3 separate regions of the Mus musculus genome follow, and all the other regions are linked to region 1. Evidence: chromatin loops called from intact Hi-C (ENCODE). Cell type or tissue: heart. All regions are shown on one strand.

What was found. Hi-C counts contacts between places; a loop is a spot of excess contacts. Peaks named below come from ENCODE experiments on the same cell type or tissue, not always from the same donor. Only the 100,000 strongest peaks of a DNase experiment are listed, where the experiment ranks them.
Region 2: a loop joins it to region 1, with 1.8 times the contacts of the local background. A loop is called at or near these places in 5 of 42 quality-filtered maps.
Region 3: it touches region 1 in a loop (5-fold over the local background); 3 of 42 quality-filtered maps call a loop at or near these places.

The regions. Positions count from the first base shown.
Region 1 is chr1:53,974,797-53,982,796 of GRCm38, forward strand. All of the region lies in intron 2 of Hecw2 (HECT, C2 and WW domain containing E3 ubiquitin protein ligase 2), which reads right to left. Among named protein-coding and RNA genes, the nearest start is that of Mir7681, 130 kb to the left of the region's middle. In heart, no CTCF peak of the experiment used is centred here; a DNase peak (open chromatin) is centred at 3,825; H3K4me3 peaks cover 1,756 bases; H3K27ac peaks cover 1,674 bases.
Region 2 is chr1:53,923,260-53,931,259 of GRCm38, forward strand. It overlaps Hecw2 (HECT, C2 and WW domain containing E3 ubiquitin protein ligase 2), which reads right to left. Exons shown (of 29, transcript NM_001001883.3): 7 at 7,711-7,850; 8 at 3,806-3,906; 9 at 2,051-3,424; 10 at 640-735. Among named protein-coding and RNA genes, the nearest start is that of Mir7681, 78 kb to the left of the region's middle. In heart, a CTCF peak has its summit at 4,547 (motif pointing left); no DNase peak of the experiment used is centred here.
Region 3 is chr1:54,106,260-54,114,259 of GRCm38, forward strand. The region is part of intron 1 of Hecw2 (HECT, C2 and WW domain containing E3 ubiquitin protein ligase 2); the gene reads right to left. Among named protein-coding and RNA genes, the nearest start is that of Hecw2, 85 kb to the right of the region's middle. In heart, no CTCF peak of the experiment used is centred here; a DNase peak (open chromatin) is centred at 4,802.

The DNA.
Region 1 (8,000 bases):
AGGAGGACCCTGGAGGCAGAAGCTGATGCAGAGGTTCACGGTGGGGTGCTGCTCACTGTCTTGCTCCATATGTTTTGCTCAGCTTGCCTTCTTATAGAACCCAGGACCATCATCCCACGGATGGCACCATTCACAATGGGCTGGGCCTTCCCACATCAATCACTAATTAAGAAAACGTCTTATAGCTGGATCTTACGGAGGCATTTTCTCAATTGAGGCTCCTTCCTCTATGATGACTCTAGCTTGTGTCAAGTTGACGTAAAAAAAGCCAGCACAATAGGTCAGTTAAATATAGACATAGCTTACACTGCTCAGCATACACACACACACACACACACACACACACACACACACACACACACACACACACGCTCGAGAAGCATAAAAGCAGGAGGAAGAAGACCATTTAAAAGGAGGAAGGAAGCAGAGCAGCAGGAGGTGGAAAGGTCAAGGCAGATAATTCAGAGAATGAATATGAACAAAGTAATGGCACATGACTGTACACAACTCACAACCCATTATTTTGTATCCTAAGGAAAACCACTTAAAATACAGAAAAAAATATCTTTTTCTACAGGTTTTAATTTGGAGAAACGTACAGGCTTTAATTTGGGGAAACCTGTTAGTAGGTCAAAGATAGTTAAACAGTTTAAGCCTCAAAAGATCAAAAGAAAGTAACAATCGTAGACAGGATGGAGAAAGTAACAGTGTTAAAACATGGTTCAACAAATGTTCTTTGAGTACCACTACTGTCTGGGCAGTGTCCCATGTGGTAAAGACTCAGATGGGAGGAAAGGAGTGGAGATTTTGTTCTGATGGAGTGAGTGTCCACAGTCCAGATACGTAACTACATAATGTCTGCTGCCAAGCCCTGTCCTAGCATTTAAACTCTATTAGTTCATTAAAACCACCCACAGCTCTCTGAAGTGACATCAGAGAGGTTTTAGAAATATGTTCAAGATGAGGACCTCCAGTACCTACACAGTAACTCTAGACCCCTACCCTAAGACCATGTTCCTACACACTGCATGTCACTGTCTGCCATACCACTGCAAGCATCCACACTGAGCATGCTGGAACGTCACGGACTGGAAGTTTAAGGAGGGAAGAACAGAGTTGTGGCACATGTAAATCTCCACCCTTAGAGCAAAAGGCCACGGACCCAGCTCTGACTCTAGTTCAGCAACCCCGGAAGGTAGCTTAGTCACCTCTCACCTCTCCACATCAAACCACCATCATATAATTTCATTCTTTAGGTCTACCCTATGCCCCTCTCTTTATCCAAACAATTCCTCAAAGCCCAGCTTTGTACTCAGTCAGCACAGAAGGCTCCCAATCTCTATACCTTAGCAGAAACCTCAATGCAACACCACATCTACATCACTAGCACTAAGTCCACATGGACTTTCTATGTGTCAAGAGAAGTGTGCTTGTCTTCACGTGCAGAGCTTATCCTGCAGATGCAATGGGTACTGCACCTCTGACTGTCGAGGCAGCAGTTTGACTACAGGAGCGAGAAGTTTCAGCTTCACTTCTCCATTCTATGGCACGCGCTTTGTTTCCTTAGTGTATAAAATTCTAATGGTACCTGGCTTAGAAGGGTTGCAGTGAGGATATGAATAGACGGTGCAAGCCTGGAAACCACGGGAGTGAAACACGTACATTTGTAGAACTTTTCATCTACCTCAACCTTCTTTCAAAGGAAGCCGATTTTCATATGCAAAGCACATTCCTCCATGTTTTCACATTTTAGTTTTTTTATTTCAATTTGTGGTGTGTGTCCCCTCTCTCTCTCTCTCTCTCTCTCTCTCTCTCTCTCTCTCTCTGTGTGTGTGTGTGTGTTTTCTCATGTGTTTGGATATATGCATCTGGAAGCCAGAGGACAACATCAGGCGCCATCCTCACAATGACTGAGACAAGGTCTCTCCTTGGCCTGGAGCTCACCACTCAGGCTAGGCTAGCTGCCTACTGAGACCCAAGGACTGTCCCAGTCTGTTGATCCAGCACTGGAGTTAGAAGCACACACTGCCACACTCACCAATGGGCTAGAATGGCTGAGCTGTGAGCTCCAGGGATCCTCCTGCCCGCCCACCACTGCGGTTACCGTCATGTGCTGCTGATCCCAACATCTTACACAAGTTCTGGGGATCTCAACTCAGGTCCCCATGCTTCCGTGCCAAGCACGTTACTGACTGAGCTTCTCCTCAGCCCCAAACTCTTCTTTCTTAACCAACACTTGCCACAAGGCTGCACATCTGGCACATGTGCTTGTATGTAAGAATACTGTATAGCAAGTAGAAACTGCCACAAGGCACATAGCTCTGTAGACCTGCCTGGTTCTGGAATGGAAGTCACTCAATGCTTAATGCACCTTAGTCTAGTTCTATTAGAACCACACAGAGGTGCCCTCTTCTCTCTACACAAGGAACGCAGAACAAATTTTTCAGCAGCACGTGTACAAGACGAATGACAATAATGGGTTTTGATTACAAAACCCTTCTTTATCGTATTTTTAAAAACCAAAACCAAACCAAACCAAACCAAACCAAAACAACAACAACAACAAAAACCTTTCCAGAGCTGGGAGCAGAAGTCAGTTGAAGAGTGCTTGCCTATCACATAAACCCAAGGATTGATTCCTAGAACGTCATAAATTTTGCACAGTGTCGCATATCTGTAAGCCCGGCACTCAGAAGGTAGAGGCAGGAAGATAATAAGTTCAAGGTCATCCTTGGCTATTGGAACTTCAAGGTCAGCTGGAATACATAAAATCCTGTCTATCTATCTATCTCTGTGTCTCGGTGTCCCTGTCGCCTTGTGTCACCCATGGATAACCCCCTTTTGTTTTTAATTTTAATATCATTGTTACATCATGGTCTCTGGGACACGTCTCCACAGCTCGTCCACAGACTGCTTCCTTTGAAGAGAAACATGCTTTAGCACCTCATGCCCTGAAAGAAAAGCTTCAAATTTCACACAAAAAAAATAATAATCAATAAGTAACTTTCTCCAGGGGCAGATAATCTAACCTGCTTTAGGCTCAGAGTCTCAGCACTTTAAAAAAATATTCCTGGAGAGAGAAGCTGTACTTACCACACACAGTGAAGCAATCCACTCAAACGGGGCTGGTGGGGGAGTGGTGGTGGGGGCTTCAAAAAGTCAACAAGGGGACTTCCTGTTTCCTACAGAAGTTTCCTGTCTTAATCCCTGCACTGGTCTCCTGCACCATGCTGTCAAGTACTAAATATGGCAAACACAGCACACAGCTCACTAGTCACCACTGGTAACCAATGGAGAGGACTACACTGAAGAACTTCTCAGAGAGAGGCACAGAGAGGCACAAACCTACACTTGGACAAGGAAGTCAAGTAGGAGTCCAGACTTTTCCTGTACCTTACCTTTAAGAGTCCCCAAGAGTTCCTCTGTGTCTTTGCTAGGAAGAATCCATCAGCTCGATCCCGGCGCAGGAAGCAGCAAGAGGGATATGTCACATTCTGCTTAAAAGCATGCACCTGGCCTAGACCCTTGGCAGCTTCGTCACAGCGGCAGCCAGAACCAAGGCCACAGCAGGCCCGGAGTCCTCAGGTGTTCCTGGGGGCCTGCCAAGTCCACTTGGCTGATGCTCTGCCTCTCCCTGCTCCTCGGATGTTCTAGAAATGAAATACTAGGTAGAACTAGAGGTGACCTATACAGAACAGTCCTGTCCAGCTGAGAACAACACTGAGCTGCCCTGGCCACACATCAAGTCTTGTTACTGCCCAGGCATCCTAAGTGAAAAAACACATCCCATTATGTCCCTTCTGCTGAGGCAGATGTGGCCACTCCCTGGAAAGGGTACAGGATGTAATCGCCCCATCCTCCCCTCGGCTTCCTTCCTTTGCTTTTCCATGGGAGAATTCCAAGGAATGAGTTATACACACACACACACACACACACACACACACACACACACAGTCTGATAGAGTCTGGACAGAGAAGCTGCTCTCTGGAATCTCTAGTACACCACTCCCATTTATCAGCTATGGCCTTCCCTGAAGCTAGTGAATGGACTGGGAGCAGCCACATCAGTCCAGTGAGGAATCTGTAGACTTATCACCTCAAATTATTAAAAAGGACTAGAGCCTTTGCAAACAATATATAGCTTTAATGAAAGTCTCCAAACAGTCATCAATTCAGAAGTTATCTTCTGACCTTACTTTTAATGAATAAATGGCTACAATAATAAGTATAGCTAGTATCAGATTTATATGTACTATATGTAATTTAAGTAGATAGAAAATAAAATAATTCCTTATAACTCTCTAGACATTCTTCCTGTTATTTTACCCTCTCCTCTCTTCTGTATTAATCTCCTTCTCCCCTCCCTAACTAAAGGCCCCATTCCCCCCATCAAATCACTTCAACACTACTATTGTCTCTATCACTCCCCCTCCTATGACTTCATTCTGCTTTCCTGGTTTCCATAGTTACTCCAGGTTATGTATTCACATCTGAAGATTTGGAGCTCTCTGGGTCAGGACTACCTCTCTCAACATGATCTCTTCTAGGTTCATCCATTTACCTGACAATTTCATTTTTCTTTATAGCTGAATATTACCCCAGGGTGTATATGCTCCACATTTTCATTAACTATTCATCAGTTGAAGGACCTTCAGTTTGTTTGCATTTCCTAGCTGTTGTGAATAGAGCAGCAATGAACATGGCCTGAGCAAGCGTCTGTGGAGTAGGATGTCCAGTCCTTTGGGCATATGATGAGAGGAGTGGTATAGATGGGTCTCTCTTTCCAGACACACACACACTCTCTCTCTCTTTCTGTTGTGTGTGTATCTGTATTCCCATCTGAGCTGACAATGCTCCAACTCAAGAGCCATAGACTATTTAACAACAACAACAATTAAAAACCAACCAAACAACAAAACACAAAAAGGTGTGAGAAGCTCTGTTTTGAGTTGTTCATCAGGATTTCCAAGAGTCTGCCAAAACAGTACAGGCTGTTTCTGTTATACTCAGTTGCCTCCCAGAGGCTGACACCACCATGGATTTCATACACAAAACCTGGAGAGCCTAGATGGATCTGACCTGAAAGCCTCCCACCTGAAGACTAGCTTTTGTGATACCAGAAGGCAGCATGAAAACACTCAAGAAAGGGAAGCAACCAGGCATCCTACCTATCTAAGATCCCTATGAACTAAAGCAATGATTTGCAAGACATGATAGCCCAAAGGTTGTCATACTGGTGCATATACCTTGGCAGTAATCAATAGCTCTTCTAACTGGAAGGGACACTCAACAAGAAGAAAATCATGTCTGGTCCTGGAAACCTAGCCAACTACCCAAAGCTAGCCTTGGATAAAGAAGGAGAACCCACTTTATTAACCAAAAATAATTCTTAACTCTAAATAATTATCTTTATATCAACAGATAAGTATAGATCTCACCCTTCATCAAAGAAAAATTTCCTTATAGCAGACAGATATCACAGAAAACCACAACTGATTAAAATGCAGAGAGGAAGTGACCGTGTGTTGTCCAGCCCCAACTGATCTGCAGCCCAACCCCCCCACCCCCAACCTAAGCCTCAGGAATTATTTCAGAAGAGGCAGAAAGATAGCAGGAGCCAGAAGATAGGAAGTGTGATGTCAGAGCTCATCTCCTGGAAATAGCAGAAGCTACACATGTGAGGTCTCACCAACATGGCTGCCTCCACAGTACCCATGGAACCTCAATGGTAGACAAAAAACTACAAACAATTGAGGAATGCTGAGAGCAGGAGAAATGGTTGTCCCCAGAGCACACCAACTGGTCACCCAGTACCAAATGGCCAGCCCCGAAAAATACATACATGTAGCATATACAGACTTAGCAGACTATAGTTTTGTATTTAGGAATACACACACACACACACACACACACACACAATGAGAGAGAGACAGAGAGAGAGAGAGAGAGAGAGATACATACATGTAACATATACAGACTGAGCAGACTATAGTTTTGTATTTAGGAATACACACACACAATGAGAGAGAGACAGAGAGAGAGAGAGACAGAGACAGAGAGACAGAGAGAGAGAGAGAATAATTAAAGAAGTGGACCATGATTTTGAGAGAGTACATGGGAAAGGCTGGATGGAGGAAAGGCAGAAAATTTCAAAAATAAAAATATACAGCTTGTACCCTTGCCTCTTTTTTTTTTAAGATTTATGTATTCATTTTATGTATGTGAATACACTGTCACTGTCTTTAGACAGATGAGAAGAGGTCATCAGATCGCACTATAGATGGCTGTGAGCCACCACGTGATTGCTGAGAATTGAACTCAGGAATTCTGGAAGAGTAGTCAGTGCTCTTAACCACTGAGCCATCTCTTCAGCCCCCTTGTCTTATACTCAAAAGAGTTTGAGGGGGAATACCCAATTCAGACTCATTAGTATTTTAAATAGAAAAGTGCTCTGTGAAGCTATGAGCCCATCTGTATCACACCCTGCAATTACTAAGTACTTGCTGAATGCAATCTAAGACTATAAAACCTTTCCAACGCCTGCAGGTAAACAAGGTGAAATGTCCTAGTGTTGTGGTGAGTTTCCTGTGGAAGGAGGTAGATGGGGTGTCAGCTCTCCCTTACAGCTGGCAACTGCATTTTCTTCTGTGTTGTTCCTGTGACCCTAACACCCACTTCCTGGATGCTCTAATGATCCACTGAGCTATGCGAGTTCTGGTGCTGGAAAGCCCACCAGCCATACTTGACAAACCCCGAGCAGTCTTGGGACAAATCATCACGCTTTTCCTGCGTGGGGAAACAGTAGCAAATGTAGATAGAGTGCCTACTATGTGCCAGGAACATAAAGACTTTGCTTTTAAAATGGTCTCTGGCACACAACTGCATTTCCAACAGTGAAGAGGCTGAGGCACAGGCAGCTCAAGTTTGAGGCCAGCCAGAGCTAGGCACCCTGTCTGTAAAAACAAAACAAACCAACTAACCAAACGAACAAAGCAACATTCTGCTGACTGCTACCGCAGTGCTCTAAGAATGAAGTCGGTAGCAAGGTTAGACCCACGAACAGAGGAAGAGACCGCAGATTCATGATTGACATGATTTGAACCCAGATCGAAACAATGCTCAAAGCCAGGTGCTTGTACATTATTCTGCCTCCGTCAAGTAACACTCCTGAAAACTGCAGCATCTTAACTAACTTGCCAGTGGGTTCATAATGGCCTTAGTCACTATTAGATCAGTAAATAGGCCCAGAAAACACTAATTCAGTCTCTTTATTAGCATCAAAGGTGGCTGTAGCCAGTTTACAGCAGACTTAATAACAGAGTGTCTCTGATCTCATTCTCAGTGAAAAACAGTTCAAAACCTTGAGTTCTCGGCCGTTTTCTAGTGAGAGAACAGCAGATTCCCCTGGGCTACTGGAAGGCTCACAGTACAGGAATAGGTCTCCAGGCCTGATCGTCATACATAGGTATGGCACCTCAGCTGACTCCCAGATTCTGGACCATCCATTGTCTTAAATGCACCCACCTCCCCCATTCCTATATAAAGGATCCTGCTTGTCCCTAGCACAAACTACTTTTACAATCGATTTCAAATTTACTATATACCCAATACTGTACATAGAGCAGGAACTAAATTCCCAATTAACAAGAAGATCTTAATCGCCAACCAAAGAAAACACATGGTGGGACTCATGGCTCCAGCTGCATATGTAGCAGAGGATGGCCTAGTCGGTCATCAATGGGAAGAGAGGCCCTTGGTCCCGAGAAGGCTCTATGCCCCAGTATAGGAGAATGCCAGGGCCAAGAAGTGGGAGTAGGTGGATTGGTGGGCAGGGGAGGGAAGAGAGGATAGGGGGTTTTCGGAGGGGATAGCAGGAAAGGGGATAACATTTGAAATGTAAATAAAGAACATATCTAATAAAGAAAAAAATAAGAGCTTTAAAGTATGGGATATGGGGAGACATTAAGTGCTGGCACATAGGAATCACACCAACACATGGA
Region 2 (8,000 bases), 52 kb before region 1:
GAGAAACTTTAGCAGACTTCATATTTTGTGCTAATGAGGAGTGAAGAGTATCACTAATTTGGGCTGTGAACCATTTCCCTCACACCCCTAATCCTCAACCATCTATCAAAGCATTCAGCATCTTCTAAAAGTAAGACATTGACACACCCTTTAATTTCTCAAATAATGGTTATAATCCCCAAAAGTCTGTAGGGTAAATTCTGAAATTAATAGCATGTTCTGTATATCCCTAAGGAAAAAAAAATAAGACCCTGTATTTAATAATTTAAAATGATGAAAGGGATGAAAGCTAGTGCATTGCAGGGTGAGGCTTTTCTAAGAAAACCTGTCCGTCTCGCCTAGGTGCTGAAGAAAATCACACTGCTGTGAAGCATTTTAAAAAGTTCTCTTATGCAACTGATGCTTGAAACCTAGGGATTATGGCATTCACTCCATGGGCTGAACAATGCTGGCTCATCCTAGCTGCCCTTTCCTTCAGAACAGTACCAGAGGGGAGTGCCTGGACAGAGCATCTCAGATTCCAGCCACTGGTCAAGTGGCATCTCTCAGACACCTTCTTCTCCAGGAACCAGGGAAAGGATCTGCCTGTCACCTTTGCACACTGCCAGTAAGGTAAACCTTTAGCTAACAGCTGCTCACTTGGTGGGAGAGCCTCATCCACCCTCTGGTACCGGCTGACGTCCTGGCGCACGGAAGGTAGTGACCTCAAGGGCTGGTGGCCATTGGTTTGAGAACCTAGGGTAAAAGGTAGAAAGTTACCCAGGTATTGCTTTTCCTTTTGCATCAAAATGAATGCCCCCACTACCCCCCCCCCCCCCAACAAAAACACACACCTAGGATAGGTGTACTGGCAGAATGAGGCAGGAGGCTAGAGAGTTCCAGGCTTGCCTGAGCCACACAGAAAGACTCTGTCTCAATACAAAGGAAGCAAGCAAACAATTCAAACATCAGTTCCAAGGCTGCTCTCTCCATTCTCTTTCAGTTTATTTCCCGCAAGGATGTAGGCCCAGAAGAGGCTCCTAGAGAAATGTTCCCAGCATGTAGCTCCCCTTGCTCCTCTCTGCCTCTAGCCTGCTCATAACTAACGCTTTAGGGTCACAAAGTGGCCATAAGATAGTGAAAAGCAAAATAAGATTCAGAGGGAAAGAAGGGGATAATTTTGGTAGAAAATAAAACATACAATAAGAAAATAATTCTTAGGGCTGGGTTGTGCTTCACTCATACAGTTTGCCTGACATGCAAATACAAGGCCCTGGGGTTAATCACTATTCCAAATGAAAAGAAACAATTTTTCTTTGAGTCTGTGTTATTTAGGCACCAGAGACTGTCCTTTCCCCCTTTCCCCCTTTCCAGCCTCTCTCTAGGACATCTTAAATACAAATTTTATGTCTGAACTTGCAACGTCAGACTTAAACAGTGCTTCCCTCCTCCCCATTCACACTGACTTCCTGTTCTGGAGCTTTAAGAGTGAGCGGCTTGCAGTACTCCCCATCCCCGCCCTACACATCACACCAATGTACTGATTGGTTTTGTATCTTCTTTAAGATGGAAGACTACTGCTTGCCAGGCCTCGTATGTCAGCAATAGATGATGCCTGCTTTAAAAGGACTGAATTTGAACTGAGGTCTGTGTGCATGGAAATCATGCCCTCTTCTTCCTAGCTATGTGAATGGCAAATGATGGTCTCTCCAGACTGGGAGGCCTGATGCATAAGAATGGCTTTAGGTATCTATACATTTGCTTCCTTATTTTCCCCTCTTTAATTCTTTTGCTGATTGGTAAACCCCAGAGGAGGAATTCATTTTCTTATTCACCTATACATGCAAACTGCATCACAATTTACATATACACAAACCATACTTCTACACACATGCAAATTATATACACATACATGCCAATGATATATTTACATATAGTACATATATCTACACATATGTAAATTATATATCCACATACATGTAAATTATGCATATACACATATGTAAATTATATGATTTCTTTTTGAGCAGTTACGCTTAAGCCAAGAGTCATGCTGTCTTCTATATCCTACCTCCAGTGGCGCCCTCCTCCTGGGCAGTGGCCCCTTCGCAGGCACCTTGGGCATCCCCAGCATCCCCATCTTCCTGGGGCTGGCTATCAGTGGCAGCAGCAGCAGGAGCAGCAGCGGCTGCTCCCTCAAGACTCCCCCTCCTCTGCCAGACTTCCCCTAGCTCCCCCTGCTCAGATAAAGCAGCAGCTTCAGCCGCTGACCCTTCCTCTTCCCTGCTGGGCACCTGCACAGCAGGTAAAGAACTAGGAGTGCAGACGGACTCCTGCGACCCCTCTGCGGGGCCACTGCTGGTGGGCTCAGCTGCACAGGCCCCATCTTCTTCCTCCTGAGAAGAAAAGGCGGGGGTTTCTGGAAATCGCGCACTCTCTAGAGATGAGCACCGTGTCTCCACGGAGGACAGCTGTGTAGTCACGCTCTCATTGCATGAGCTGTCTGCGCCTTCCGGGTCACTCTCCCCCTCAGGTCTGGTACTGGCCTCACTCACACTCTCTGTCCTTGCAGGGTCACTGGGTTCTGTCTCAGAGGACACCTGGGAAGGTTCAGATCCCTGGTCCAGGGACTCGGTCTCACTGGCAGCTCTGCGGCTCCCTCCAGATGTGTCAGAAGCTCCTGCATCTGCACCACTTGTGGGCTGATCTACTTCTTGAGAGCTACACAATTCAGTGCTACCCTGGTCTGCACTGGGTTGAGGCTCCAGGTTGGCTTCATTTTCATCAGGGGCTGTACTTGATGGCAAGGAGCCATCTGCAACCTCTGGAAGATTCTCCAGCCTCTCTTCTAAGGATGCAGTTTCATGTATAGAGGCATCCTCATTCTCCACAGGGTTGTCATCCTCTGGTTTGGTCTGAGATGTCAGGCTCCCATCATCAATTCTCGACGCCCTGCTGCACATGATCAAGCCTCCCTCCTCCTCCAAAGAAGATGGGTAGCCCAAGTCTTGCTGAAACTCATGGTCTTCTTCGTCTGAGTCAATATGAAGCATCGCATTGAGTCTTGTGTCAGTGGGAAAACTACTCCTCAGTTTAGGAGAGGCTCCCATGGACCGCTCAGAGGAGGAGGCTGCCCCTGGCCTGGCGGGGCCATTGTGTTCAATAGCATCTAAGTAATCATTGAGGGAATCCTGGCGGCCCCTGGGGGGTGAATTTCTAGAAGAAGTAGAGATCAAGTCCTCCGTGTCGATCTCCAGGGTAGAGCTAGTCCTGAAAGAATGCTTAGGGGTGCCATCAGCAACACTGTCCTCGGACACTGGCCCATTAGCACAGATAGTACTGTCATGATGGCTGCCTGGCATATCCTCCTCATCGGAAGGGCTGCCCAGGTCTCCATTCACAGTGTGGACTCCGAGGATGGTGCCGACAGCCTCTGGAGAAGCATCTGAGTGAGGAAGCAGCACTGGTGAGCATTCAATAGAAGACAGAAAGACCTACTGTCCTGAAACTAACAAGTTTGCTGAGTTCAGTCATCCCAAAGGTGACTCTGACGTGTCACTGGCTGCTAGAACTCACTACTCCTCACTAAATGAGTATCCCGTGTAACATCTGGCACAGGAGGTATAGGTTCGATCTCTGCAGACTACCTTCGTAACGCAAACGTAATTCTTGGAGCCGTTTTTTGCTAACCAGACTCTCCTAAGTGCTTTGGAAGCTGGCAGTCATTGGAAAGCCATTCCATTTCCAGCACTGGACACAGAATGATTCCATTTAAATGCCAACTATCAATGGACAGTGTGTGCTTATGCAGCAAGAGACACCTCACCTTCGTGAGCAGAAGATGTAACTTCCACTTTAAACTGGAGGTACCCACTCACGTGGTCAGCTGGGAGCCGTCTGCCAAGGTTGTAGCTGAGCATTTGGTCCCTGCAGGGGAAGAAACAGCCCTTCATCCCGAGTGTACCTTTGCCTTCTTCCCACAGGCCACCCCAGACCCACAGGCTGTCCCTTGAACATTTCAGAATTTGAAGTAAATACAGGCTGGAGCACAACGTGGCCCAGGGACAAAAAGAAAGTCACCTTATAGGAAACATTAAAGAAGAGAGAACAATATGAGAATATAAAACCAGGTTGATTCCAGACAGCAGCTCCTATTGTGAGTATGTGTGTGTGTGTGTATGTGTGTGTAAGTGTGTGTGCGCACGGGCTGACCTTACCTTCCTCATCTGCAAAATAAGGGACTAGAGATAATGCTCTCATTCCTGGGGAACCTACTGACTCTCAGGTACAAACCTCAGGTGTTCTGCAATGAGGGAGAGTACCGAATCCCATGTCTGGTGCTAGGCTTGATCACAACTGGCCTGCTGCTCATTTTTTGGCCTGCCTTCGTGGTGGTCTTAGGCTGTTGGCTGGCATAAGGATAGGATTATCCAGCTGTTTCAAGTCCATGTCTATTTTCCAGATTCAAATACAAGGAACTCCTATCCTGAGTCAGCTGATTGACAACTAATTACAGACAACCAAAAGGCTAATCAAGTCACACTATTTCTGCTCTCACGCTGCCCTCTACCGGCTCTTCTGGGAAGAGATGCCTCTGCACCACTACTTTATAGAGCCTTTAGTCAGCTTTGCAGCATCAACATATAGAGCTTTGTTTTGTAAACAAATATACATACATATATATGCGTGTGTATATATATATATATATATAAAATTTTATCAATTTGTAATTCATCTGAATTCATAAGTAAGTTCTTGAGACATATCTTTTTATGATGTTGATATTATTGTCCTAGACTGATGCTGTCCAACAGTTTGCTTTCCCACCTGAAGTGTTCACTGAAGAACATGTACACATTCCCGGGGCTCTAGGGATCTGTTCTCTTTACTTCCCTGGCCACCAGGGAGGAAGCACAAACCCTGTTTACTAGAGGAAGATATGAAGGTAAGTAGCTACCATAAGAAGAAGCTACTGGATGGCAGACTGGGGATGAGATACACGTTACCCCACTGAGGAAGCCCCTGTCAGGCATCCTCTGTACTACAAGCTCATCTGACACACAGTCTCCGTGATTCCAGGCTGCTTTGGGTGGTGTTCCTCTTACTGCCATTTTCTACTTGTGGGATACCTGAATGTCATGTTGCCATCAATACTCTTGCTGAACAGGGAGTTCAAACAGGTATTACACGCATATTACATCAGAATATTTGATAGAACTCCATAGCAGCTGCAATTGGTGCAATGACAGGGATGCACCTTTCCTATTCACCGCTGTATTCACACCATTCAGGGAGCCCCTGACATACAGAAGTGCTTGCACACTGGTGAGTATGCCCAGCAGCAAATCCCAAGGCCTAGCCTCTACTTTCTGACACCTAGTCATCTAATAAATCCATCATTTTCTTGTCAAAATAAAATGATTGCGTCTCCATTTTCTGCCAAAAACCACTAGTGATGCTAATGAGGGAAGATTTGCAAAAGCAATGTTTAAGGTAGAGAATGAGTGTTCTATAAGAGTTATAAGGAAAGGACTGTACACATCTGTTTTAGTTACTGTCTCATCTCCAATGCCCAACACAGTGCTTGACATTTAGTAGGCACTTAATGGATACATAATAACTAACTGCCAAACAAGAACCATTACGTGGAATAATTTTAACTGAGAAAAACATCCTCAATTCAACTCTCCCATATCACAGTTCAGAAAAGTGGCCTATGCCTCTTGGATCCTCCATGAAGAGTGTGTTCTGTACGGAGTGTGGGTCCCGGTTCTCCTCCTGAGTTTGTCCAGCCCATCCAGACTCAAGCTGCTTCCTGCTATGATGTATCATTACGAAGAATATGCTATACATTACTACTATTATAAAAAACAAACAACAAAAGACTTTCTCTAGATGCCCGAGGCATTCTCCCACTAATTGGAGAAAATGATAACCATAGGACCGTGACAAGTCTTTTGGAAAGGAAGCTGGCCATGCCATGGAAAATTTTACGGTTAAACAAATGCTTTAAAAAAAGATTAGGAAGTGTAGATTATCCCATAAAGCCCTGCCCTGGACACTATCACCTATTTCAGATAGCTGCAGTTCACCAAATGTGTAACTAACCAAAGTACAGCCCTTTCAAGATGTATTGATTACTCAATAGAAAACAATAATCAGGTCAGAAATTTTAACATATGCCAGTATCTGGTACGATGGCAATGCTTTTAGCCTGTTCATGGAAAGACATCTCACTTCTGACACTTTGTGAATGCATTTTGGACTTCCTTACACTACACACAGAGCTGGGTCTGTCTCTCCCGTGGGTGTTTAGCTCTTTAAAAGACTAACACAAACACCACTGACAAGCTCAAGCCATTCCTTGATCAATCTTGCTATCAGTACATAAATGGATACAGATATAGTACCTGAATTAGATGGTTATAATTAATATAAATCAAGTGAGAAATATACTAGCTTTATTGCAGTTGATTCCTAACATAATCATTCACTGTTGATACACGCTAAGAATAATTTCAAAAGTTCTCAAAATATATCTTCTAGAAGCTATAATTATTATCTTTAAAAATAACTGTCATGTCTCAGCTTTTTATCAGATAAACCAAGCTCCTAGAGTTTTGTATTATTGCTTTATTTTGTGTGGGCTGTCCACCCACCCTGGTCACATCTTCTGAAAATCAAGCGGAACAGAATCCATCAGAATCTGTGAGTTTGATGGGGCTAGAGGGGCCTCATAGTCTGAGTAATCGTTTTCAGATGAGGAAACAGAAACCCCAGAAACCTGAAGTGAATGTGGAGGGTCAGGTCTCCACTGGCAACACTTACAGGCAGAACTCAAGGTGTAAAAAGTGCAGTGAATATGCAGGGCCAGCTTCCCGGGCAGGGAACAACTACAACTTGTCCTCCAGATGTTTCAGAGAGCAGCGGGTCTAGAGCAGAGGGACTGAGCTCAGATCTCGGCTCTCCCACCTGCAGCCTGAGAGCCTCATCTCTGAAATGACTAGCATCACACCCTCCACCTCTGGGAGTTGCTGACACTATGTGGACAAGTCTCTGAAATAGTCTAACGATGGGCAGGGTAACAACCCAGCATCCGAGGGGGTTGCCCCCACTGCCGCTATGAGGAGGGGGCTCATATTACCACACATTCAAAAGGTTCTTCTGAAGTGAAAAAAAGACACACAAAATGACCTAATACCGCCCCAGAGTACTTGCAGTATTGAGTTTGCTAGTAGCCACGATATAAAACTATGTATTACATAACAATGGGTGGGGGCATGTTGTATTTCTTAACTACTCACAACTTACATAGACAGCTTACAGGAGTGAAAAACTAAATCTAAGTCTCCAAATAAGTTTGGTTTTTGTGTTTCAGGAATAAAGGTAGGCCCTGTGGATGGAATTTATCAGGATAAGATGAGGGTGGAACATTCTCATGAGAGGGTGTCACAGCAAGATTTCAACATGCCCTCGAACCAGCCGAGTAGCAGGAGAATGGTCACTGACTGCTATCTAGGTGAGACTTGGGAAAGGATTGATACCACAAGGAGGTGAATCATTGGAACAAGGTATTTTGGGTCCAGTGCACTTTATTGAGCATAAGGGCACTTATTAAAGAGACACATTCCACTTCTTATCGACAAGACACACCCAGGGACTACCAAGCTTCACTTCTGTCTCCTCAAAAACTAATCTCAGAAGAGAGGCAAGTGAGGGGCAGTTAGTTACCCAGCCTGCCGCTCCAGCAGCCTCTGCACTGGAATGGTTAGTTTCCCCAGGAAGCGTTTGATGATGGGCCGGCTCTTGGCAAATTTGTCTTTGATTTCAATTTCTAAGACATCAGTCAAAAGTGCAAAAAAGGAGTATTTCTGAAATTAAAAAAGAACATACAACATGTTGGCTTAGAAGACAAACACAACATCTTATCATTTTATATACAGAAAATGGTATCTCTTAAACTGATGGCACACAGAGTTCATATTACCAGTTGCTGTCAATTCTGTACTCAGATAAAACAA
Region 3 (8,000 bases), 130 kb after region 1:
ACTGCAACAAGCAAGGAATTTAGCAGAAATTTGGAGGCACAGAATATCGATGTGATCACAGCATAGACTTTACAGAGTTATTGCCATAAAGTGGAAAATACACTGTAGAGACCTCTTAAAGCGAAATTTGAAGTTTGTTCTACCAGAAAGATGCTACTGATGGCCTTAGAGCAGGAAAGGAAGATGCTCGACCTTCTCTGCTCCAACGTCAGGCTTTATTTACAATATGAGGATTCTAATCATAGAATGGCCTGCTTCGTACCCAGTGCTAGACAGTATGCAAGTTCTCAATAACTACACATAGAAGCTGAAAATATACTAGTTATAAGTATGTTTTCTTTTAAGCTAGCTGATTTGAAGTACATAGAATGTATGTATAGAATGCATGAAAGCATTTGTTCTTGCTTCTTGCCATACCATTTCTATAAGGGCTCTAAATATCTACAGATTTTGGCACCTCATCTAACTTTGTTAACTGATCCACGCTGGGTACTAAGTAACCGCTATATAGTATGCACATAGGGTCCCTGTATTTATATACACACACTTACATACATAGTAACTCTAATGTGTTCACATTCTTCTCAGGCACTTTTATAACTATCACACATACAGCTCATAATCTTTTTTAGTCTGTTTTCATCCAAATCTGAAGTCCTGTTTTCTTCATTGTTTGCCACTGAACTCCCACTAGAGTTAAAAATAACCACATCTCCAATTCAGATGTGCATGACACTTTCCTTCTAAGGAGCTTAAGTCGCTACATCATCAGTCTCATGTTGTCAAGGCCTGTGAGATGCTGCTATAAATGACCTCAGTGGTCCATGGCCAAAGTGCATCCCAGAGAGGGAAGCATATTGCCGGCTGTGATAACTGTTTGGGCAATGGTAGTAGTTTATGCTGTTTGAGATGTCTTCTGGACACCCCCTGACAATAACTCAAAAGAAAGTTTTACATGCCTGGCCGTGGGGTTGGTAGACTCTGCTTCTCAAATGGTAAACTCTTTTCTCCACACCACATCTAGCCTATGTTTTAGCAGTGAGCTGTAAACATATCAGTCACTCACATCTCCAAACAACTAGGTACCATAGCTTGTCAGACACCATGAAACCTGAATGCAAGGTGAAGAAAAGATGTCACTGTTGGTACCTGTCTTCAGGAATTCTCAGTTAAGTGAGGAAGACAGGCCACACCCCCAATGATTGCCCAGATCAGTGCATACCAACCAGACTTGGTCTTTAGGATCCCCCAAAAAAGAAGAAATGTGGGTATATTAACAAACATCAAATTTTATTTCCAAGTTCCAATTCTAGGATCTATTGTTTTCCCCCCAAAATAAACATGTTCAAAAAAGTACGTTTACTATTTTTTGAGGTAACTTTCATCTCCTGGCTTCTTTTTATTGAACTTTGGTTTATATCATCACAATTCCTCAAGCAAACAAAGCCTTTCACCCAAGAAAGGAATGCAGATTGTGACATTTGACTAGAACTCTATAGCTTACCAGCAAACGTTTATGAGTAAATAGCAAGTATGCATTCAAATACTGAAGCGCTTGGGCGCTTTATTTACTGTATTCATCGTTGTGTCCCAGCCCAGCTCAATCCTGGGTGCAGCAGATGCCACACGAATGACTGCTGGCCTGAATGAATGAATTACAAGGCCAGTGTGCTAGCTTACAGGTGAGTCTGCTAGGCTCCTCCCAGAGACACACCATCACCTGAGTGTGGCTTATAAAAGAACTACTTGTCACCCACGTTCTCCTCTCTCTCTCTCTCTCTCTCTCTCTCTCTCTCTCTCTCTCTCTCTCTCTCTCTCTCTCTCTCTCTGTCCTTCTTCCTGTCCTTCTCTGTCATTTGTGCACCCCCCACCCCACCTCCACCCCTGCCGCCCTCACAGCTCTGATCCTTATTCAGGCCCTTACTCCCCTTCCCTTCTCTCAAAGAAACTTCCTTTATATCAGATTTGTTATACTGCATGATTTCTCAGGGCACACCTTGGCATGGGCCTGCCAGGTACACACACACACACACACACACACACACACACACACACACACACACAGCTGTCTGTCACATTACATTTCATAACAGTGGTAACTGGTAACAATGCACCCACCTAGCACCAGGAAGGCTAGGCATCTTGGACCATCAAGAGCTATTGTCACTCTCAATAATTTAAAGATGTATAAATTTTTCATTTATCATTCTACTGTATTTCTCAGTTATTTAAATATTTTCAGCATATATCATTTAAAGAAAAAACATATGACCATCACATGACTCTACCACAATTTGTTTCTTCATCCCCACTTGTTACATAGTATATAAAAATATTTGTTTTATGGACCTTTGAGGGTACTAAGCACTCTTAACTTTTTTCTCCGTCCTCTCTTCCTTCCTTCTTCTCTTTCTTCCTTCTTTCCTTCCTTTCTTTCTTTCTTCCTTCCTTCCTTCCTTCCTTCCTTCCTTCCTTCCTTCCTTCTATCCTTCCTTCCCTCTTTCCTTCCTCCTTCCTTTCCTTCATTTTGAGCTAGGGTCTCACTATGCAGCCTAGCTCACCTGGAGCTCACTAAGTAGACCAGGGCGGCCTAAAGCTCACTTCGATCCACCTGCCTCTGCCTCCAGAACACCAGGAATAAGGAAGTGAACCACTTCGCCAAGCATCATCCTTAACTGTTTTAAGCCATACTTGTTAATTTAAATATTTGATATAAATATTTATATCATAAATATAAGTAGTGGCATTTGCATCTGACAGTTACAAAGCAATGGAACCCTTTGAAGGCTTGAAAATGCTAGAAGAAATGGGCTATTTAGACCGGCCCTGTTTTGGAAGGGGATGCCAGTTTTATTTTTAGAATCTACAAGCAGCTTCATACACACTTTATCTCTACTGCTAATCTCTCGAAGGCTAACCCAGAGTCTCCATTCAGTAAATTTTCCACACTGAAGTAAAGCACACAGCTGGGCTTGTTTCTTACTGTTGGGCTCAACAATACATTAAAATGCTCGCACTTTTAAAGAGATAAAATTAACTGAAAGCATACGCACTAAATACCTAAGTACTAATGCTGACCAAAATCTAACCCCTCCCTAAGGATCTCAAGTTACTCAAAACGTTCTTTTCCTTCGGGAATTTGCTTAATTCCATTGTTCTTGATTGTTCTGGGTTGAGGATCCTGTTCCATGACCTTTCAGCAATAGCTGGCTTTGCCTCCGCCTAGCCCCCTGTGTATTAAATTTCTCCTCTTTCTGTTTTTGCTGCTGTTGCTGTTGCTGGTGGTCCCTGGGGGGAAGTTGACTAAGTTCTATACAGCCTAGACTAGTTGTTAAATATTTAGTTTTATTGTCAAATATCCTCAAAATGTCCCTTTTCACAAAGAAAAAATGGATAATGCAAACCCTTTGCTCATAATTAAATTTTCTAGATGAATAGCACCGCCCTTACCTTTACAATTCCAATGTAAGAAAAAAACAAATGAACGGAATGTGAGGACTGCAGGAGATGTTGTTGTTATGAAATATAATGCAGTGAAGGTGTACCTGGGGGTTCCATGCCAGCAACACTGTGCTTCAGATCTGAGACCACTACTTGTCATCAACTGCGGTCTCTTCACTACTCACACGGGTTTCTGCTCCTATATAAATGTAATGGCTTAATTACAAAAATGAAGACTTTAATATTTCCCTCTCATTGTTCCTCAGCAAGAATGGAACTAGTATATTTTGACATATTATGTTAGATAATGAAGCAAATACACCTCATTAATATGTAAAAAGGCTTTTAATATTAATAAATAGCAAAGTTACATGTATATCCAAGAAGTTGGGGGCCCTGCAATATGACACAAGTGAAAAGCTTGTGGCCAAACATGGTGAACTAGGTTCAATCCCAAGGACACATGTGGAGGAAGGGACAAGCTGACTCCTAAAAGCTGTCCTCTAACCTCTACAGATGAGTTATGGCATGTTTGGACATGTGTGCATTACAAATCTTTATAATTTATCAACAGTAATGCTTGCTTTATGAGCCCATCTTATATATCTGTATGCTCAGAGTTGCATAAACAATGCTTTCTTGGTTTACTAGCTAAGATCTAGCACTTGGCTATCACCAACCTTTAAGGGAAGAAAAGTCCAGATCTCACTCTCCATCACTTGACCTTAGGCAACGTCTCCTTCATACACATCTTTTTCTGACACATGACCTTTGAGTATTAAAGGATATGAGCAGAGAAATAATCCACACCAATAGGGGAGTAGCACAGAAATAATGCCAGCAAAAGGCAGCTGTTTCTCTCACTAAGAGAATAAGTGCAGAACCCGGGGTCTCACTGGAGAATCCCAGGAACATTTCCCAGGTACTTTGTTTTTTCAAACAAAGATGTTTTCAAATAGTACAATTAGAGCCAGCCAGATAAAGTGGTACACACCCTTAATCCTAGAACTCTCAGGAAGCTAAGACAGGAAAATCTCAATTTGGAGGCCTGCCTGGACTTCACAGCAAACTTTGTGTCTCAAAATTAAACTTAAGTGAACAATAACAACAAAAATACCACTGCTAATTTCATTATACAATTTAGCGTCTTAAGACTATCAACTGTTGCTTTCATAAAAACTGTACATTCTCTGTTTTTCTGAACTCACTGCAATGCTCTCAGGGCAGCCCTTGGGAAGGACTTGCCTACACGGCACAGGAAGAATGTGAGGCAACTGTAGTCCTCCACCTCATCTCCATTCCTGGCCATGTTCCTGCTAATTCCTTCTGGCTTCCCCAACACCCAAGTCTCCCACAAGTCAGCAATGCTGACTTTCTAAGGCTCGAGGTTGCAGAAGCCAAGGTCAAAGTTGACTTGGATGGACAGGCATGGGCACCAGATGGGAGGCATGGCTCTAAGAGTGAGAACAGCCTTGTTTTCCTGCCCTAATTGGCTAGGCTAAGTCATATCCCAGAATAAAGATTTTTTTTCTCATCAAAATATAAAAGACAGAGAAATTTAAAAAAAAAATGACTCTAAGAGGAAACTGCCTACTCTACTTTTACTTACAAAATAAGTTCGCTGTAATTAATCAAGGCACAGAATTTTTGCATGATACAAAGTACTTTGGCAGTCCCAGCAGAAACATGTTTTTAACGCCTCCTTTTAAGAAACTTTACGTATCAGCATGACAATGTTAAATTATATGTTATGACAGACCACGAGTGCTCCGGAGACATTGTCTTTACTGTAAAACTCTTTTCTCAAATACTGTAGCACGTCAGAAAGAAGTTGACAAAACAGAAATTGATTCCTTTTTTTTTTAGAAATAACCAACCAATTCTCAAATTAACACTGCAACCCTAAGTTTTTCATGTGCTTCATATTAGGAGAGTACAGGGTTTCTTCTGCTTTGTTTATTTTTTAAAAGATAACTTTTTAAATATAAAGAAAGCCAGGCATGTTGGTTCATCCCATTATCTTGCCATGGCGTACCCAAGGCAGAAGAATAGAAAGCGCAAGTTCAGCCAAAACAACAAAGACCCTTGCTCAAAATACATAACAAGTAAATTAATTACTTAAAATGTAGATTATTCTCAAAATCTTCACCTACATGTACTACATGTACATATCAAGCAACTCAGGTTTCAAATTAAGTGTCAGTACAGAGCAGCTCCTGGTTTGGTCACAGCCTCTACACTTCTCCTGAGCACTTGAGACAGTTTACTGCACTTGAGACTTCCCTGGTTAGAAACATCAGCAACCATAACAATTTCTAAGTCTCAGTTTCTATACAGTCCCTCAAACGAACCAAGAGCTCCCTAAGTCACACCACAAACACCTCCAGCATATCAATGAAAGCACCCTTCAGTAGTAATCCTTGCATTTCCTTGACTCTGTCTCATATGACTTGATTTTTTTAAATGTTTTTAAAACTTCTAATGCATATACGAAAAAGGTCATAAAATATAATAGTTTCATTTTGCTTTAAAAAAAACAGTTTAAATGGGCAGTAACAATCACAATGGCTGTCTGGTAATGTATTTCTTACATATTTGTCTTCTACTTTGTTTCACATGTCCGTAGTGTAGTTTTGTTTGTCTCTTCCAAACCTCATTAAACTGCATATAATGAGTATGTGTGGTAAAAACCCAAATGGGGAAATAACTGTGATGTTCCCATCCCTCAGAGAGAAAATATGCTACTGATAAATGGCAAATAAAAACACATACCAAGCTCACATAGCTGAGGGTGCCTAATACTATCCCTCAAATTCAAAGTTCAGATGAGCCCAAAAAAAACAAAAAACAAACAAACAAACAAATACTCAGACACTGGGAACGCCCTAGTACAACTGCCTCTTCAGCCCGTTACACACCACTGCAGCCAGTGGCACTGCAAGGACCCTTCCCTGGGCAAATCTTCCCTTCCACTAAGCCACGATCCCACAACCCTTCATCCATCCAGTAATTATGTCAGGCACTGTGCTAAGGAGTGAAGGATCCTGGCAGATGGAGCACCTGTATGGGTGAGCACCTGTATGCTCTTTGCCTGGCTTGATCCTCCTCAGGACTGCAGATGGGGCAACATGAGAACTGGATAATGTTCTTTTTAGACCTACCTCTACCATTTGCAATTTTCAGAGCAAGAGCAAAACTGAAGGCCTAATATCCATGTCTAAATATTTGAAGGTGATAAATTAAGCCAAGTAAATATTCCTATTCTTATTTATTGAACCTAGAAGATATGGTTAGAACTGATTACACTAGCCAGATTGTAGTGGTACTAAAAATACCAGGCTCTTCTCTCTCCACTCTGAGCTCTACCCTCTTCATAACTTTGGAGTGCATCATGCTCATTTGCACTTTCTGCAAATAGCTGCCCATTAGAAATCCCTTGGGCCCAAGAAGGAACACACTGCTTCCCAGGCTAGCCTCAGGCAAAATCCTATGAATACACTCAAGCAAATAGCATCTGCAGGCCTGGAGGTTTGTATCAGGAGAATCATGTACCTGAAGCATCTAGATGTATTCAAGAACGCAGGACCAAGTTCTAGGTGAACACACTCCTTTGGCTCTATGGAGTCCCTGTGACACTATGTGGACAGAAAAGACTAAAGAGGTCAGAAAGGAGGTGTTTCTACCTCAACTCTGAGAGCAGAAATGGGCCGAGAAAGTACAGTGGCAGATTGGATGCTTTACTATCAGCCAAACAATGAGTAGAAAGATAATCAGGAAGAAGAGAAGACCTCCTGTCCACTGCTATCAGGTGGCCTTTCACCAGTCCATCCTCACGTCTCTTCCACACAGAGGGCCAACAGCTGAAAAAGCTAGGAAAGAGAAAAGTCAATATTCTGTTAACAGGTGTAGTGGGTTTCTGTCGTAGCAAAGGTCATAGCCCAGAAGAATCTGCTAGAGAAAATGATCAGGAAAACTGGGAGAGACTTGACATCCATCAGCCACCAAACCCAGACACTATTGCATATGCCAGCAAGATTGTGCTGAAAGGACCCTGATATAACTGTCTCCTGTGAGGCTATGCAGTGCCTGGCAAATACATAAGTGGATGCTCACAGTCATCTATTGGATGGAACACAGGGCCCCCAATGGAGGAGCTAGAGAAAGTACCCAAGGGAAAGTACCCAAGGGTCTGCAACCCTATAGGTGGAACAACAATATGACCTGACCAGTACCCCCAGAGCTCCTGTCTCTAGCTGCATATGTAGGAGAAGACAGCCTAGTCGGCCATCACTGAGAAGAGAGGCCCCTTGATATTGCAAACTTTATATGCCTCAGTACAGGGGAACACCAGGGCTATGAAGTGGGAGTGGGTGGGTAGGAGAGCAGGGTTGGGGGAAAGTATAGGGAAATTTCGGGATAGCATTTGAAATGTATATAAAGAAAATATCTAATTAAAAAAAAAAAAGACTCGAGTGCAGTTCTCAATCTCAGAAGGAAAACAACACAAACACAAAACACACACTCAGCACAGTTTTGCTCTACTGGTTTTTTGTTGTTGG